Linked DNA regions of Homo sapiens: region 2 is linked to region 1. A link is an interaction called in ENCODE POLR2A ChIA-PET data of the cell type or tissue named here. Cell type or tissue: Caco-2. All regions are shown on one strand. Links, peaks and the distances in the headings refer to the core of each region. The heading gives the core; the rest is flanking DNA.

The links. Peaks named below come from ENCODE experiments on the same cell type or tissue, not always from the same donor. Only the 100,000 strongest peaks of a DNase experiment are listed, where the experiment ranks them.
Region 2: POLR2A ChIA-PET joins it to region 1 with 9 read pairs; 2 of 35 experiments call an interaction of 5 or more read pairs at or near these places.

Annotation. Positions count from the first base shown.
Region 1 is chr6:161,223,674-161,233,156 of GRCh38, forward strand. AGPAT4 (1-acylglycerol-3-phosphate O-acyltransferase 4) reads right to left here. Exons shown (of 9, transcript NM_020133.3): 2 at 8,363-8,629. The coding sequence starts at 8,540. Among named protein-coding and RNA genes, the nearest start is that of AGPAT4, 46 kb to the right of the region's middle. RefSeq lists a silencer at 2,708-3,013. In Caco-2, for the core only: no CTCF peak of the experiment used is centred there; no DNase peak of the experiment used is centred there.
Region 2 is chr6:161,362,339-161,371,821 of GRCh38, forward strand. All of the region lies in intron 10 of PRKN (parkin RBR E3 ubiquitin protein ligase), which reads right to left. Among named protein-coding and RNA genes, the nearest start is that of AGPAT4, 93 kb to the left of the region's middle. In Caco-2, for the core only: no CTCF peak of the experiment used is centred there; a DNase peak (open chromatin) is centred at 5,323.

The DNA of each region.
Region 1 (9,483 bases), core at 2,891-7,890:
AGGCCACAGGTTTGAGAACACATCACTTACTACACTGACCAGTTGGACACATGGCCTCACCTCCAGAGCTTGGCTCCTCAAATGCAGGGCAGGGCTGGGTTGTGCCAAAGTGAAAGGCTCTCCACTCAAAGACCTCCTGGCCCCAATCTCTGCTCCATCACTTCCTGTGTGACCCTGGGCAAGTCACTTAAACTCTCTGTGCCTAACTACTCAAAACAGTTCCTGGAACAGTAAGTGCTCAGTAAATACTAGCTGGCTAAAAGTTCATAGAATAAAAAGGCAGAATCAGGAAGTGTTGTTCCTCTTAGCCTGCACGGATCGTGATTCTTTTATTTTTCTCCCATCTATCATTCCAGTATCATGTAAATTCAGATACTTAAATTCTTTAACTTGATAAAGAATTTTAAGTGAGATCTAAATTAAAGCAATTTCTGGATTGCTTCTGCTACATTCCATTTGGCATGCTGACTTGCTAACCTGATATGGTCTTTTGTTGTTGCTTGTTTGTTTGTTTGTTGTCCTATACATAAAGCTTTACTAAGAGAGGAGAAAACAGAACAAGGTCCATTTGTGCCCAAACATGGGATGGATGGATGGTTCTGTCCTGTTAATGCTGATTAGTATAACATGTGGCAAGTAGAACCGTTTTGTAAGAGATTATGATAAGATCTTTAGAAAACCAGACTGCAGCCAGATGTGGTGGCTCACTCCTGTAATCCCAGCACTTTGGGAGGTCGAGGTGGGAGGATCACTTGAGGTCAGGAGTTCAAGACCAGCCTGGGCAACATGGTGAAACCCCATCTACTAAAAATATAAAAATTAGCTGGGCACGGTGGCACCTGTCTGTAATCCCAGCTACTCGGGAGGCTGAGGCAGGAGAATCATCTGAGCCTGGGAGGCAGAGGCTGCAGTGAACCGAGATTGGCCACTGCACTCCAGCCTGGGTGACAGAGCAAGACTCCTTCTCAAAAAAAAAAAAAAAAAAAAGAAAGAAAACCAGACTGCAAGCTCTCTGAGGGCAGGACAGTAGCTGCCTTTGCTTCCCACTATTTCCCAAGTACCAAACGCAATGCCTGACACATATTAGGTGCTGAATACTTCTTGAATAAATCAGAAAATGACTTAGATGTAAAAGTAACATCTTTGTTGCTTGATTCAACATAGCTTACTCATTTCATTGGTCCAGTTATAGATTCTGTTAGATATGAGTTCTAAATTTCTTTTCAAAGAATCAATATGTCAGTATGTTCAATTCTTTGCCTTCTACTTTTAATCTTAACTTCCTCGTAAAGCAACCTGTTTCGATTACCTGCTCCACCCTGACTCATTCCAATTACGTGCTTCACCCTGACTCCTTCCAACTACCTGCTCCACCCTGACTCATTCCGATTACCTGCTTCACCCTGACTCATTCGGATTATTACCTGCTCTACCCAGACTCATTCGGATTACCTGCTCCACCCTGACTCCTTCCGATGACCTGCTCCACCCTGACTCATTCCAATTACCTACTCTACCCTGACTCATTCTGATTCCGTCCCCTGTCATAACCATTTTTCCCGCCAAACCACTCACCCCGTCACTCTCTTTAAATTAGCCAATCAGAATTAGTTTAACCTGTGCAGTCTAACCCTAGCCAATAGGGGAAGGACACAGCAGCAGGGGCCATGGGCTTCAGGGATAAGAACCCCTTCCCCTCTCTTGTCCAAGTGTGCACTCACCATTGCTCCATCTGTAAGGGTGCACCCTTCTATAGAAGTAACTTGCCTTGCTGAGAATTAAAAAGAAAATTTTATATTCGAGTGCTATTTCTTTTGCAGCACCGAAACTTTATTTATAACAATTCCCTGTCACTTCCTGAGGTCTCCCAGGAGATACACCCCTTAGAACTAGAAAAGAAAAGAAGGAAGGTTGCTTTTCGTCAGTTTCTGGAAGCAACCCCGCTAGCCCATCACTGGTGGAAGCAGAGGGATCTCGTGATGTGGAGCCGTCAGGGTGTGTGACTCCAGGTGAAGTCAGGCAGTGTTTGCTTGTTTCAGCTGTGCAGCGTGGACACACTTCAGAAGTAAAAGGTACCCGCAGGTGACAGAGGAAAAAGAGGAAAAGGTTGTCCCAACAGATAAACTCGTGGGCCGCTTGCTCAGTCCAGGAGGCAGGGCTTTGCCTTTGGGTTAGAATCTTAGAGCCACAGGCAGAAGGAGGCCTAGGCGGGTCTGAGAGGCTTTAAATTCCCTTCATCATGGGTCACGGGTCTTTTAAATTCCTTTCCATCCGACTTGACTCGCCAAAGCCACTGTTGTTCAGCTACTCTGAAGGGAGAGATGATCAGTTTTAGGATCATGTCCACCTACAGCCGGTTACTGAACCCTCTTCTGGGAAGGCGATCACCATCTGGGAACTGATAAGGATGACTCTTTGGACCTTCAAAGAGGGGACCCAAATTTGAGGCTGTGTCCTCCCAGCAGAGGTAGCCAGTAGGTCCTGCCCAACTCCACATTTTGACAGGCTCAAAGGCAGTGATATGAAGGGTTAGGACAGGGGCCACTCAGGGACACTCCCTTTCTGACATCTTGGAGCTGAGTAACTACCTATCAGGACAAGTGAAGGAGTCAAAACCTGTTTGGAACTCAAAGAGTGAAAACTCCTGCTTAGATTGAATTGAAATGAGAAAAAGCAGCCCTGTCATTAATCAGGCAGGGAGGAGAAGCATAGAGGAAGCCGGCTGCAGAGTTAGCAGAACAAACTGCTTCTCTCAAGGTCATGCAGGGGTTGGAAAAGCCACAGCGACACTCTCTTTGGGGGATCAACAGCTTTCTTATCGAGAACACCACAGACTTCCCTTGTATTTTCATTTGTGGGGTAGGGGGTGGCCCACACCCAGTTGTTGCCTGGTCAAGTTGACAAACATCAGGAAGCTGCCGCCCTCCATCTTCTCTCACTTCTCAGAGAGTCAGAAAGGCAGCCAGGCAGGGCTGGAGAGCTAGGTTCACTTTGTATAAAATTTTAACACATAGAATGAAAGCAGATGATAGCACATTGATGTGGCCAGGATTCCCCACAGAGAGGTTACCATAGAGGAGGCTCCTGAGAGGCCACCTTGCCTTCCCTGTGCTGCCGGGCAGGAGGGTCTGCAGGCAGAAGGAGTTTCCCCAGCCCAGCAATGACAGCAAAATGAAAGTGCTGGCCCAGCACCCACAGCATCATCCTGAGGCCATCAGAATGACAGCTGACCTCCCTCGGGGGAGCTCCTAGGCAAAGCAGGGAAGAAGAAGGAAGAAGGAATAGAAGAAGGAAAGATTGTTTTGTTTTACAGTTTGAAAATACAATGTGCAAAAAGTACTTTATGCATAAGGAGGGGGAAATTCAAATTCAGGCCTCACCTAGCAGGTCAGCTAGCAGTCACACACCTGGAGACAGTTTCCAGTGCTGGCAGAAAAGTGAATCAGTCTGCTAGTGTCTGGGATTAGAATGGCATACACAGGAAAGCCCACAAAATCAGCAGGTCGTATACCTTTCAGGGTGGAGATTCAGAAACACCGGCCTCTAGTAGGTCTCCTTTTATGACTCATGTGCCAAAGACTGCTCTGTCCCACTAGGTTGTCTTGTTAGGTTTTCAGACCTACCTGGTGACACCTTGGTCAATAAGCACATGAACAGATTCAAAATTGAGGCACCCTTACCCAGAGGAGGTGCTAAAGCACAAGCCCCCAACCCAGATGGAAGACCTGACTGCCTTTTTGCCCCAAGGCTCGGCTGGGTGGAATATCTGCTTCCTCTCGGGAAAGTAGAGTTGAGGACTCCCATTCTCCGTGGTCGTTAATTTCAGACAGGTTCTAGTAATCACATGACTTGCTCTGCAGTTTCTCCAGCAACTCGGAGCTCCCAACCCTCTTGCACGCACAGCCCTTGCTGCCGCTGTTCCTGACCTGTTACCAGGCCCTGATCCCATCTTCCAGATAGGAGCAGACCAACTTCTGCCAGGCCTCCTGGCCACTGCCAAATCCCTTCTCGAGTAGCAAATCTGAAGTGACTTACACATCCTGAAGTATGTTACAAATGTTTATTATTATTCCAGCGAGAAACAGATATCATTTTCACCACTACACGCAGTAGTGTTGTAAGAGGCAATATAGAGCTCACTCTCCTTTTTTGAGCGTTACACAAATACAGCGGCAAACACTCATCAAGTGTGGGATGCGGTGGGGGTGGTGAAAGGAAGTAACAACTTCCCAAGAGGAAAATAAAAAATTCTAAACCCTTTATTAGAAAACTATTGGAATCTTGGTCAACTCTATTCCATCCCCTTTACTTCAAATGTAGCTGAGTGTGTTGAAGTTACCTGTCCAAGTGATGAACCAATGGGAAGAAAGATCAAGACACCCTCGCCACCACCGGTCCCCCTGACTCTTCCTCCTCCCCTGGACACAAATTCCAATTTCAATCCTAAATTTGATGTGCTTTAAGGAATTTCTAAAGCACTTTCAGACGGAGTATCTCATTCTGCATTATGAAGCAACCATTGTAATTGGCCCTGTTATTTGGACTCAGAGAGTTTCTGTGGCTCGCCAAAGGTGACGCAGCCTGTAGCAGGGGAGGCAGGATGTGTAATTTTGCAGGCTGGTGCTCCAAATTCTCACTCCCTTCTTGCCACCATGTGGCCTTCCCCATTCAAGGAAGATGTGTAGCTGTGCATCCAACAGCCGTTTAAAACCATAAGCATCACAGTCCAGGAATATTCAGTGGCAGGCTCCAGCTCATAGAGCCTGTTCACAGCAACACTGAATTTGGACGCAGGGCGCCAGGGCTGGGGGTGTGGGGTGGTGGTGTCCACTGTGTTTCATTTCATTTTACTGGCCCTTTCCAGGACAATTAGGTCACTGGCAATCCTTCCCACCCCCTGCCTTTTTTTTTTTTTTTTTTTAACCCTGACATTAATAGATTCTCCTAATCTTTCTGTTTTGTTTTGAAACCCACAATGTCAGAGAGGTAAAAAAAAAAAAAAAAGCCAGTCTTGGCCACCTTTCCCTAGAGATTAAATGGCATATCCTGCTTAGTGGAAAGGCAATGAAATTCTACCCTTCACCCCACTTCTTCCAACTTTCTTCCTTCTTTTTACCTAACGAAGCCGGCTCCATCCTCCCTTCCTCCTTCAGCATGCCAAGCCAGCCTGACTTGGCCTTTCCTGCCTACAAATCTAGGCAAAAATAAGACAAAGCAACCCTCTAAAAATCATCCATCGAGATTACATTACTTTCAAGTTGTTATTTATGAGGTTGGTTGCTGCCACTAGAATAAAATTCTCTGCTCAGTGTCTCGGTGTGTCCTGCTGTTAGCCAAGCTGTCTTTACTGCTTGTTTTGTCTCTATTTGTCTTTTGTATCAGCATGGCCTTTTGCATGAGAGCTTTACCACGCCAGGGCTGGTAACTGCTTTGAACTTACTTGGTAACACACCAAGCTCTTAACAAATATTTAATGAGAAAAGAGACAAAGCCATAGCTCTGCTAGAGGAAAGCGAACACAGAGATGGAAGGGCTCCGTGTCTCAAGGAAACATTTTTTTCTGCCGTTTCCTTAGAAAATCAGCTGCAAATCATGAATGCTGATGACTGTCTAAGCTCAGAGTGACTCATACACCAGAAGACACAATTAAAGCCATGAACAGTTTCTATCTTAACTCAGAGGGAAGCAGAGGAGAGTTACAGCATAGACGCTGCAGAGTCATCTGCTAGTTAAGCTGCTGAATTCCCCACAAACTGTCTCCTCCTCTGGCTGATCAGTGGCCCAGCAAGGCTTCCTAAACACTCTTTTTACATGGCCTTGGTTACTGTGAAATAATTGACAGAGGAAGTCTGTCAATTATTTAGAGCAAGGAAAAGGAACCAGGAAAAGCGAACAGCCCTGCTAACACCTATGGGGATACCAGAAACGGAGAATCCTGGCGAGGATTCTCTCAAACCTGGGGATAGTTTGCACTGGCTTATCACCATGAGGTGCCCACGAGCCACCCAGGATCATCACCCTCCCTTTCTACTGTATTCTCTTTTTCCAGTAGCCAGGACTCCTCCTCTAGAGGGAGGAATCTTCCCTTCCCGCTTCGGATTGTTTAAAAATGCTTCCACTATCGCTTGGCCCAAAGCCCTAGGAAGCCTTCCTCCGGGGACATAGGCAAAGGTCATTGCTGGGGTGCATCTGGATGGAGGTGCTTCCTCTGGGGAAGAAGGCACAGAGCATCACTGGGTATACCTGGATGGAGGTGCTTCTAGGTCCTTCAGTGACATTAGACTACCTACCCTTCATTGCACCCGGCATTGAGATGCCAGTTGTCTTAGATGGTTAATTCTTGAGTTTCATTTGGAGTTTGTTCTAAATAATTTAATTAATTTGTGATGGATAAAAATCTGCCTTGCTTTCTGAATTTGTTGCCCATCTTAATTTCCACCAGAAACAAATACACTAATGCATCCTGAGAAAAATATCTCCACAATCCTGCCATAAACTTAGCAAGTCTTTACCATCAATCAAAAAAAAATATAGTACTCTTGTGGACTCTGATTCCAAATCCTGTTTCTTATTTCTTAACTCCAAATGAGAAATCCAATTCGTAACCATCCACTTGAAATTTGGGTAGGGGTTATGACAGTAGAAACATACAGGATTTCACACTGCAAACTAACAGATTTTGGAATCTCCATAGGTGTATGCAAGTCACATAAATGCAGGTTTCAATGAAAAAGCGTAATCAGTATTGCTTTGTTAAATTTAAATTCTGCTTAAATAGAGACCAACTGCTAGAGGGTAAAAAGACATTTAAAATTATAAACATCTTTTAAATCTCAGTCAACTGTCTCCTTTCCCTTGATTACACAAACTTATCTCTCTTCAAACAGCTACAGTTCCTGTCCAAATCATCTCCTACTGTCTCTGCCCTGTTTGGACAAGTTTTTCCTTTTTCTATACCACCGTAGAAGGGTACATACTTGGAGACCAATGTTGAGTGAAGTCTATGACAAGGAAAAGTACATTGTATCATATTGGATTGAATTGGTGGTTGTACCCAACAGGCCAGAGACAAATAGACTAAAGTTGCTGTTTTACAATTATAACTCAATCTTAGGATCTTATGAACACTTTCAAGACATATTTCTATAAAGCATTGTAATACAAGACATGGAAGCTCTTGCACTCAAACTATATCCAAAATAGTATCAGGCCTATTTGCAAGTTCTGAGTTGGTGAAAAAAGTCATAAATAAAGATATGTCTATGACTTTTCTTCCTTACAAGTTAGTATTCTGAAGTTTAACAAATAAGACTGGATAAGTGGTAATCCATTTGGATAATTATACATAGCTTGAATTGTCTTGATTCAAATTCAAATTTGATCATTTTAAAGGGTATCAAAAATATATCAATAATTTTAGACTCTTGGCATAATCTTAGTTGATGTTTTTAATAGACAAATTTTTAAAAAGCACATATTTTGAAATATATTCATACCCACATATATATATCATTATTAATATCACACTGCGTTCTCTACTTTTAAGAATAGGTATAGGCTTAAGGCTAATCAATATCAATAGCAAAATGCATTTCTGGATGTCCCAATACACTCACTCATCTTTTTAATTGTTGAAACTCAGGCCAGTCAAATTAGTCATGTATGAAATAACCTAGCATAATCAAACATACACGGACACATACACACACACAAATGAGTGTACTTAAAAGTGGAGAAATAGGAGTAGGGTTGTGGATTGTATCAATGTCAATTTTCTCATTGGAATATGCTATTCCAGTGGTGCAAGATGCTACCATAGGGAGAAACTGGCCAAGGAGTGTACAGAATTTCTCAGTATTATTTGTTACAGCTTCATGTGAATCTATTATCTCAAAATAAAAAGCTGAAGAAAAAAGGCAAGGAAGAAAACAATATAGTATACTGCCACTTAGTTTTTTAAAAAAAAATACGTATGTATATGTATCTATATAGATATATACACAGAAAGACGCACATGCATTTACAAGTATAAGAGCTATATGTATACTATTTCTGTAAGGATAACTAAGAAATCATTAATACTGATTGGTTCTGAGGAGAACTAAAGAAACTAATGGAATGCGTATTTACTTTTCATAGTATACCTGTCTGTGGCTGTTGAATTTTGAGCTACTGGCATTATTCATTCAAAAAATAATTTTGGGGGATTGAGAACAAAATAGCCATTTCAAACCTAAAACAAAAACAAAACAAAAAAACAGCTCGGCACACAACGAAAGCCTAGTGAATCCATATCAAGAGCCATAATTCTGATACACACATCCACAATGGAGACGAAAATATAGAATCTTAAGTATCTTACGGCTTGAGATGCAATAGGACAGTCTGCAGTTGATCTTCCGGAAGAGCTGCTTGTTAATGGGCCAGAGGAGGAGAGTGAAGAGCTGAATGGTGTTGATGATTAGCCCTGAGGCAATAAAGACGTAGCAGAAGACCAGGTGGCACAGGAACTGAGACTTCAGCAGTCCCGCGAGGTCCATGATGCGTGGACGCTCTTATTCAGAAATAAATAACTACCCACAGTCAAAGATTTCCAGAAGGAAGAAAGATCCAGGACTCAGGAAGGCGTCTAAAACACAAACAAATAGGAAATGTTAGCAAAAACACGATGTGCTTTTAGAGTCAGAAAAAAAGTGCTCTGAAAAGAAAAATATACACTTGAGGTTAAACTCATGTGCGTTAGTTGATTTATCTTTATTTTGCAAACATTGATGTAGTGCTTACTTCCTGTCGAGCATAGTCTAAGCCCTTTAACAATAATCCTTCCTTTAATTCTCCCAATATCCTCTGAGGTTGGTACTTTGATTTCAGATGAGGAAACTGAGTCCTGGAAGGTGGAGCCACTCGGCCAGGGTTCACCGCTCCCCAGCTGGGCAGCAGCTGAGCCAGCCACGGAGCCCTGGGTCCCACTTGAGTGACGGCTGCCCACAGGACAGGCCGCAAATCCGGCCTCCCCTCCTGCTGCCATCGCGGCCTGAGCCCCATTCTCTCACCCCTAGCCCCACGCCATCTCCCTCCTCTCATTCTCCTCCTCCAGATCCCTGCTCACCCCTCGCTTCCAGCAGGACTGCCCTAAAGTCAAGCCTGCCCTGGACAAGGACGAGGACATACCCAGAGTGGGTGCCACCCCTCAAGCAACCGGGACTAGGGAAGCATTTACTTGAAAACCACCACTGTTTCTCCAGCACATGAGAGCCATCACTGGCACAGGGTGGGAACTTAATTTTAAAAAATATTTGTAGAATGATTTAGTGAAGGTACACGAGGGCTCAACTTTGAGGCTATCAGTAAATACAAATAACTAGGAAGGTAAGAAAACTACCCCCACCACACCCTGGTCACACACACAGAGACACATAGACACACACACAAACACCACACACACACACACACACACACACACACACACACAGATACACACAT
Region 2 (9,483 bases), core at 2,348-7,347, 140 kb after region 1:
GGGGCTATCTTCTTAGTCCCGCGCTGCCCATCATCTGGGTCTTCCCAGGCCCTAAGGGCACAGGCAGGAGACAAAGCCTCCAGCCAGAGCCAGGTGGGAGGTGGAATCCAGTTTTACTACACACAGAGGACCTGGACTCCTGAGGGTGACGTTCTCAGTGGAGGAAGCCAGGGCAAAAGCCCGCCCTGAAGAGATAATTGACAGATATGTGCTGGTCTCAGGCTGGGTTCTGTGAGGCAGCAGGTTTGGAAAACATTTTTCTGAACATTCCTAACCATCAGGCCTCGGACACGAGGGTTGGTGAAAAGAATTCATCCTATCTGATTAGCTTTAAAAAACCTCAAGTCAAAAATTAATTTGAAATATTACCAGATTGGCATATACCCTGGAACCAGGCGGAAGCAAAAATATCTTTTGTGGAGCACAGCACTTTAAAAAGCCAAACCTCAAGGAAATTACACAAATAAAATTCTAAGAAATCTGGGATCATAATAAAAAAGTTAAAAAGTCACCTAATACAGGAGAAAACTAGCTACATGAGTGAAAGTCACAGAATTACAGAAACTACAGAATCTAACCAGCAAAGGTTGTAGATATTGGAATGGCCAGAGACAGAGTACTGGCCAGGCATGGTGGCTCACACCTGTAATCCCAGCACTTTGGGAGGCTGAGGCAGGTGGATCACTTGAGGCCGGGTGTTCAAGACCAGCCTGGCCAACATGGTGAAACCTCGTCTCTGCTAAAAACACAACGATTAGCCAAGCGTGGTGGTGTGCACCTGTAGTCCCAGGTACTTGGGAGGCTGAGGCAGGAGAAGTACCTGAACCTGGGGGGCAGAGGTTGCAGTGAGCCGAGATTTTGCCACTGCATTCCAGTCCCGGTGATGGAGTGGGACTCTGTCTCAAAAAAACTTAACTGAGTATAAACTAAATATGTTTGTTATATTTAAATAAATAAATAAAGGTGATGATAATGGAATAAGAGACTGTCACAATTAACCAGGGAGATGTAAAAAAGAAACAAATTTCTTTGTTTTGTCCATTTTTCTGGACATGAAACACTAATAATTAAAATTAGAAACTCAGTTGATGAGTTACATAACAAATTAGATACAAATGAAGAGAGAATTTGTGAACTGAAAGATGGAGCTGAAGAAATTACATAAAATGCCAAGAAGTAAAAAATATGAAAAGGAGATTAAGAGATGGGGGGATAAGGTGAGAAGGTCCAGTGTTTTTCTAAGTAGAGTTCTGGAAGGAGATAACAAAGAGCATGAGAGAGAAACAGTGTTTGGAGAGAGTGGCAAAAAAACACACAAATTATCTACAAAGAAGTTACAATTATTCCCCCCAGCTGATTTCTTAATGCATGGGTGCTGGCAGACAGTGATGGTATCTTCAAAGCACTGACAGAAAATACCAGCCCACTTAGAATTCTATCCAAGCAAAATTAATTTTTAAGAATGAGCATAAATAAAAACACAGTAATAAAAAACAGCATTTCCCATCAACAGAAGTTCATTAAAGAAACATGATTTGGGGCCGGATGTGGTGGTTCACGCCTGTAATCCAAGCACTTTGGGAGGCCAAGGCAGGCGGATCATGAGGTCAGGAGATTGAGACCATCCTGGCTAACATGCTGAAACCCCATCTCTACTAAAAATACAAAAAATTACAAAAAATTAGCTGGGCATGGTGGTGGGCGCCTGTAGTCCCAGCTACTCAGGAGGCTGAGGCAGAAGAATGGCGTGAACCCGGGAGGCTGAGCTTGCAGTGAGCCGAGATCACGCCACTGCACTCCAGCCTGGGCAGCAGAGGGAGACTCCGTCTCAAAAAAAAAAAAAAAAAAAGAAAAGAAAACAAACAAACAAACATGGATGTGGGAGGCCAAGGCAGGCAGATCACCAAGTCAGGAGTTTGAGACCGTCCTGACCAACATGGTGAAACCCCGTCTCTACTAAAAATACAAAAATTAGCTGGGCGCGGTGGTGGGTGCCTGTAGTCCCAGCTACTCAGGAGGCTGAGGCAGGAGAATCATTTGAACCGGGAGGCGGAGGTTGCAGTGAGCCGAGATCATACCACTACACTCCAGCCTGGGCAACAGAACGAGACTCCATCTGCCACCACCCGCCCCGCAAAAAAAAAAAAAAAAAAAAAAAAAAGAAACATGGAAATAGGAAAAGTCCAGAAGGAGCCAGGAGCTGCAAGAAGAAACTGTGAGAAAAGAAAAAGAAAATGGGTAACGTATGGTAAATCACAGGAAATACTGATTGTCTAAAACTGTAAACGATGCTTAATTTGCTGGTTAAAAAAAAAAAATCCAAGTAGGCTGTGTGTGGTGGCTCACGCCTGTAATCCTAGCACTTTGCGAGGCCAAGGCGGGTGGATCATCTGAGGTCAGGAGTTCAAGATCAGCCTGGCCAACACAGCGAAACCGTCTCTACTAAAAATACAAAAAGTAGCTGGGTGTGGTGCCCACACTACTCGAAAGGCTGAGGCAGGAGAATTGCTTGAACCTGGGAGGTGGAGGTTGCAGTGAGCCGAGATGGTGCCAGTACACTCCAGCCTGGGCAACGGAGTGAGACTTTGTCTCAAAAAAAAAAAAAAAATCAGAGTAGAACTAGATGCCGGACAAGAATAGCACAGAAGTGTGAGAATTGGATGATTCTAATGCGCTGGCATGATTCAGGCAGAGGGTCCTTAGATTTTTTTACATTAATATATGTTTACATTCTAGGGTAATCAATACAAGAGAAAGCAATTTGCTTCTAAACAAGGAAAAATACAGTGGAAATGGCAAACAAAAGAGTCAAAAGAAAGGCAAGAAGTAAAAGTAAAACTATAGAAATGTAGAATGTAATAGAAAGTATAAAATAAAATGGCAGAAATGACTGCAAATATCCCAGCACTCCCAACCCGTGTGGACAGATTATCATTGAGGGCAGGTCTTGCTAAACTCTAGAGTCTTAGCACTTATCTGGGAGGCCTTGTCTGCAAGAGGAGCACTCAGGGGCTGAAGTTTCTGGCTCAGGTGTGTGCACACCTAAAGCCTTTGTTACATGTTGCCAAGTTAAGAGCATTTTCAACTGGGCGAATACAATGTTTATTCTAACAAAGGATGTTATACTCAGCCCAAGAGAAAGATTCAGAGCTCAACTTGAAGAAACCTCCTGCCTGTCAATAGCACATTACTGGAGAGGAATTACAAACTGGAAAATTGCAAATTTATATTAATATGCTTTGTTCTGTCCAGGAAGAAAGATTAAAGTTACAGCAAAAGAAGAGAAATAATTACTTTTCAAAATACCAATTTTCTCTGACTTCCGATCCCCCGAGCACACAAGGCAGAGTGGGTATAACTTGCAGGCCCACCAGAAAGCCACTAGGATTTCCCCAAACGGCTCTGGATGTAACACCTCCAGCAGCAAGCGTCCTTCAAATCAGGACACTGCAAGTTTAATACCTAGGAGTGATTACAAAAGACTACCCGTGTAAACATTTCCACACTAGTGTGCACTGAGCTACTGGATGGGCCAGTTCACTCAGGGGAGAGGGAGGTAGCTAGGAGGGTTTGATCCTTAGACTGGAAGAGGGAAAATTGAGAGCAGCAATTTCTGTTTTCACCTGCAAGGATATGTACCCTTATCATTTCCTTCACAGACTCTGCAACTGGGCCAATGTTACTTCTTCCCCGGATCGATATGTTGAAATCCTACCCACCAAGGTGATGCTACTGGAAGGTGGGGCCTTTGGGAGGTGATTAGGTCATGAGGGTGGAGCTCTTATGAAGGGATTCGTGCCCTTATTAAAGCAACCCCAGAGAGCTCTCTTGCCTCTTCCACTGTGAGAAGATGCAGTGAGATGCCAGCAGTTTGCAGGAAGAGAGACCTCCCCAGATCTAGAGCCTGAGGTTGAGGCTTCCTGGGCTGAGCTTTGGTTCCTGTAAGCCATGGGCAGCAGCGTGGGTTAAGAGGCACCCTCATGTCCACAGGACACCAGAGCTGCTGAGGGGCCGAGGCACACGTGAGCCAAGGAGTCAAGGACCCCCTCATGGAGATGCCCACACTGAAGGTCAGAGACAGAGAAGAAAGCCTAGGGAAGAGAAAATACCCCAAACCCTAGGAAAAGACCAAAATGCTGATGTCGCAAAATGGTTTTTAATACTGTTAAAGCAAACTAAGTATGGCCTAAGAAGGACTCCGTACTTCTGTATTTGAGTCCTTGTGGTCGAACTTAGCCAAGATTGAAAACCCAACTTAGGAGTGTGTCTGACTTAATATGTAGACAAGATTGAAAGTCTAACTCTAGAGTATGCAACTGTAACAACAGCTGGGTCTTGGCCAATCCCAGCAGCCATGCTTCAGCCACTCATACACTGCTGAGTGTTCAAACTGTGTTCAAATGAGGCCGACACCAACTTGTAACCAGCCCGGGTGTTTCTGTACCTGACTTCCGATTTCTGTCCATCACTTCCCTTTTTGTCTATAAATTTGTTCTGACCCCGAGGCACCCTTGGAGTCTCTCTGAATCTGCTGTAATTGTGAAGGCTACCCAATTTACGAATCGCTTTTTTGTTTTTTTTCTTGCTCAATTAAACTCTGCTAGATTTAATGTGTCTGAAGTTTTTTGGGGTTTTTTTGTTTCCTTTTTTTTTTTTTTTTTTTTTTTTTTGAGACAGAGTGTGGCTCTGTCGCCCAGGCTGGACTGCAGTGGCGTGATCTCGGCTCACTGCAAGCTCCGCCTCCCGGGTTCACGCCATTCTCCTGCCTCAGCCTCCCGAGTAGCTGGGACTACAGGCGCCCGCCACCACGCCCGGCTAATTTTTAGTAGAGACGGGGTTTCACCATGTTAGCCGGGATGGTCTCGATCTCCTGACCTTGTGATCCACCCGCCTCGGCCTCCCAAAGTGCTGGGATTACAGGCGTGAGCCACCGCGCCCGGCCGTGTCTGAAGTTTTAACAGTACCAAGCTAGGGGAGGGTGTTTTAGCCGGCAGGACAGCTACCCACTTTCTTTTGCAGTGGGGGTGGGGTTCACGCTGACCTCCTGGGACTGTCAAGGGCCCAGGCAGATCTTGGCCTTGATTGGAGAGTTAGGGGTTACGGTGTAGAAAACTAATAAGATGTGTCTTTTCTTTTTTTTTTTTTTCTGGTAGACAGTATGTGCTCAAAGGTTATGGTTTTATTCCTCCATAGGGCATGAAGCAGTTCTGTTATCTAACTTAGAAGTCAAAGTTCAGCATTCCTTTCCCAATGAACGACATGGCATTCTGTTCCTCAAACGCTACTTGTGCTGATTTTCCCATTAATCTGATGACTCAGACCTCGGCACGGGCTAACACAGAGCTGTGTAGGCATGGCGCTGGGACAGCTGCAGGGTGTTAGAGGGAGGGGCGGCCGGCGGGTCCGAGACCCTGCTGCCCAGGAGGGGAAGGCTTTGAAGAAGTAAGGACGCTTCTGTTACATGAGGAAGGGCACTGTGCGGCAGGGGCTCTGCCCACATCACAGAATGTAGTAACTGCGCATCCCTGAAGGACGGAGCTTGTCATTAACTATTTCAGCTGGAGAGATCAGTCTCAGAAAACTAAATAACTTCAGACCCAGGCCGCCTGGCCTGCGAGCAGTCGGTTCAGAATCGGAGCCCCGAGCTGCCTGGGTTCATACTCCAGGCCCCTGCAGCCTTGATTTCTTCCTGTCATTATCAAGTCACATGCTACAAAGAGGGCTAAGGGACTAAGGCTAAGATGCTGTCATGGAGATCTGGAAGTCCCCGGGGACTTTTGAGAGCACAGTTTTCAAACAGCTTGTGGCCAGGCGCAGTGGCTCACACCTGTAATCCCAGCACTCTGGGAGGCCAGTGCGACGGTCAGGAGTTCAAGACCAGCCTGCGAAACATGGTGAAACCCTGTCTCTACTAAAAATACATATAATATTTATATATATGTATATATTTATATATATTTATATATATTTGTATATATATTTATATATATTTGTATATATATTTGTATATATATTTGTGTATATATATAGCAACCTCAGTCTTGATATATATATATATATATATATATATGCTGGGCCTGGTGGCGCACACATATAGTCCCAGCTACTCAGGAGGTTGAGGCATGAGAATCACTTGAATCCAGAAGGTGGAGATTGCACCGAGCCGAGCTGGTGCCACTGCAATCCAGACTAGGCGACAGGGCAAGAATCTGTCTCAAAACAACAACAACGAAAGCAACTACCACCACCACCAGCACCCAGCTTGTGGTAAAGACAGTGGGAGAAGCCACCCAGCCCCCCTCCCCTCACTGCAGTGGCTCACCTGCCCTCCACTTGCCTGCTTCCCCTGGCACCAGCACTGCAACTCCACTCCCAGCTGCCCACCCGCCCTTCTGCCCTGGGCCATCGCTGCTGCCTGGCCGGTTCTCCCTTCCCCAACCTGCCGAAAGTGCTTTCAAGAAGGACACCAGGAGGCCACGGCTGCCAAAGCTCATGCCCTTTCTTTGTCATTGTCTCCAACTGTCCCACTGCACCTAACATGTGGGAAAGGGTCACCAAGAAGGCCCTTGGAGTTCCTGCCCTTCTCAGCATCACAGCTCTTCCTGTGCTTCCTATCCTCACCCAGCGGATCCACGGGGAGGGAGGGGAGTCCCAGACCCAGTGACTGCTGCCACTGCTGCCAGCCCCAGGGACCTGGGGGGCAGGAGAAGCAGCTCTATGACACCCCGGGAGTGGGCGGTGCCCAGGCCACTGGTTTAGACCTTTGACTGCCACTTCCGAGAGGGGATTTCTACCAGGAGGAGCACATCTTTGCTTTGCATCCTTCATGAGTGTCTTAATGCTGATGTTTAAATCCTTCTGGAGTGATCTCAAGCAGTGGCTGGGTGCCCACAGGTTCAAGATCACCAAAGCGATTCTAAAAATGATCCCAAGGCTTGTGTCCAGACTCTGGAGATTGGGATTCAGTAGGTCTGTGGCGGGGTACAGAAATTAGAATCCCTAAAAATGCCCTAAGGGGTTGCGAGGGGCGGGAGGTTTGGGAACCATTCATCCTCTGGAGGGCGATTCTCCCTTTGCGCCTGAAGAGGAACATGGTGAGCTGGGTAACTTACCCTCTGTTCCCGCCTTAGTCATCAAGCTCTAAAGCAATGCCTGCTTATTGTGTTGCCAGGAGGGGAAGGTTTTGTTGTGATTCAGCATCACCGCCCGATTGTGCAATAAAGTGTGGCTCTCACGGGGCAGTGTAACTGTTAGGTAATTGCATAGAATTCTGTGCCTGTCTACTGCTCACCCGTGGCAGGAGGAATTGCATGCATGCATGTGTGTACGCACGCGTGGTGGAGGTGGGGGTGGAACAGGACAAGTCTCTCTCCTAATATACTTCATGGCTGAAAATAGCGATTTCATAAATATATATATGAAACATCTATAATATACTTATATATAGATGTTTCATATATATATTTCATATGATTATAGGAAATATATTTCATATACATATAGAGAGAGACAGAGAGAATCAAAATTCCCTCAGAAAGGTAAAGGCATGATCGTCCATCTGTGGCTCAAGAGGAATAACCTCACAAGGGTCATCGTGAGTAAGATCAACACACAAACGGCTTAGCACAGAGCCAGGTGCACCCTGAATGCTAACCGTGTGTTTTCTATGATCACCACCATTATTACTTTGTTATTGTAATCATCACGATCATCTCTAAAGAGATGGGAATATGACCCTGTGGGAGTTTGTACACATGGAAAAGACCACTGAAGGCCTGGATTGGCCTTAAATCTCCTTTAAAAACACAAGTATGGGAGGCCGAGGCAGGAGGAACACTTGAGTCTAGGAGTTCAAGGCCAGACTGGTCAATATAATGAGACCCTGTCTCTATAAACACACACACACACACAAAACTCCACTGGTAAATCAAAATGTACTTATATAGGTTTTAAAAGCTGAATTAGGCTGGGCACGGTGGCTCACACCTGTAATCCCAGCACTTTGGGAGGCCGAGGCGGGTGGATCACGAGGTCAGATCAAACCATCCTGGCTAACACGATGAAACCCCATCTCTACTCAAAATACAAAAAAAAAAAAAAAAAATTAGCCGGGCGTGGTGGCAGGCACCTGTAGTCCCACCTACTTGGGAGGCTGAGATGGGAGAATGACGTGAACCTGGGAGGCAGAGCTTGCAGTGAGCCGAGATCGCGCCACTGCACTCCAGCCTGGGCGACAGAGCAAGACTCTGTGTCAAAAAAAAAAAAAAAAAAAAGCCGAATTAGCGCCTAGGAGACACATTGATATACATTGAAGCTAGAATAACTTAAGGAACTGCATATGTGTTATCTTTCCTGCTTTAAGAGAAACTCATTTGTGACACCTGTGTAGCCAATAATTAGACAAGTCTATTCTAATCCTAAAAATCCATTTAAGCCTGTTTTCCAAAAAAGAGCAGTTGTCATTAATCATGAAAACAGAGTTGGCTTAATTCAGCTATGAATGCTTTCAGGTGAATGACAGCTTTTAAATGTCAGCTTTCTCATCAACGCTCGCCTCTCTTCTCACAAACACTGAAACCTTCCACCTTTGCAGACAGCAGCCTTCCTGGCTCAGTCAAGCAGGTGGGCCAGTTGAGCACTGCTGCGTGTGAGCAGCCCGCCTCCTGCTGGTGAGTAAGAAAATGGCATCACTTTTCAGGGGCCTTGAGCTAGTCAACGTTACTGCTTGGCAACGGGTGTCACCAAAACATGTTTTGTTGTTCTCACATTGTCTTATGACTATCTCTTTTTGGAGAATATGTATATATGTATATATTTAAATGTATTTTGTTATTTTTTTTTTTGAGACGTTGTTTCGCTCCTGTTGCCCAGGCTGGAGTGCAATGGTGAAATCTCCGCTCACTGCAACCTCCACCTCCTGGGTTCAAATGATTCTGCTGCCTCGGCCTCTCAAGTAGCTGGGGTTACAGGTGCCTGCTACCACACCCGGCTACTTGGGAGGCTGAGGGAGGAGACGGAGTTTCACCATGTTGGCCAGGCTAGTTTTGAACTCCTGACCTCAGGTGATCTGCCCGCCTCCGTCTCCCAAAGTGCTTGGATTACAGGTGTGAGCCACTGCGCCCGGCCTATTTTGTTATTTTTTTTAAGAGAAATCATCAGAGTGTTGGGATTTAATGGGGTGTCTAGCCAAGGGCTCCGGGGAATACAAGGCTACACTGTAAGCAATACAAGGCTACTCCACTAAGCTCCAAACTCCCCAAGCCATGCTTTAGAATGCAATTCAGAAGGGCATTTGTTTTTATTTATTTATCTATTTTTGAGACGGAGTTTTGCTCTGTCACCTAGGCTGGAGTGCAATGACACAATCTCGGCTCACTACAACCTCCACCTCCTGGGTTCAAGCGATTCTCATGCCTCAGCCTCCTGAGTAGCTGGGATTACAGGCATGCACCACCCCACCTCGCTAATTTTTGTATTTTTAGT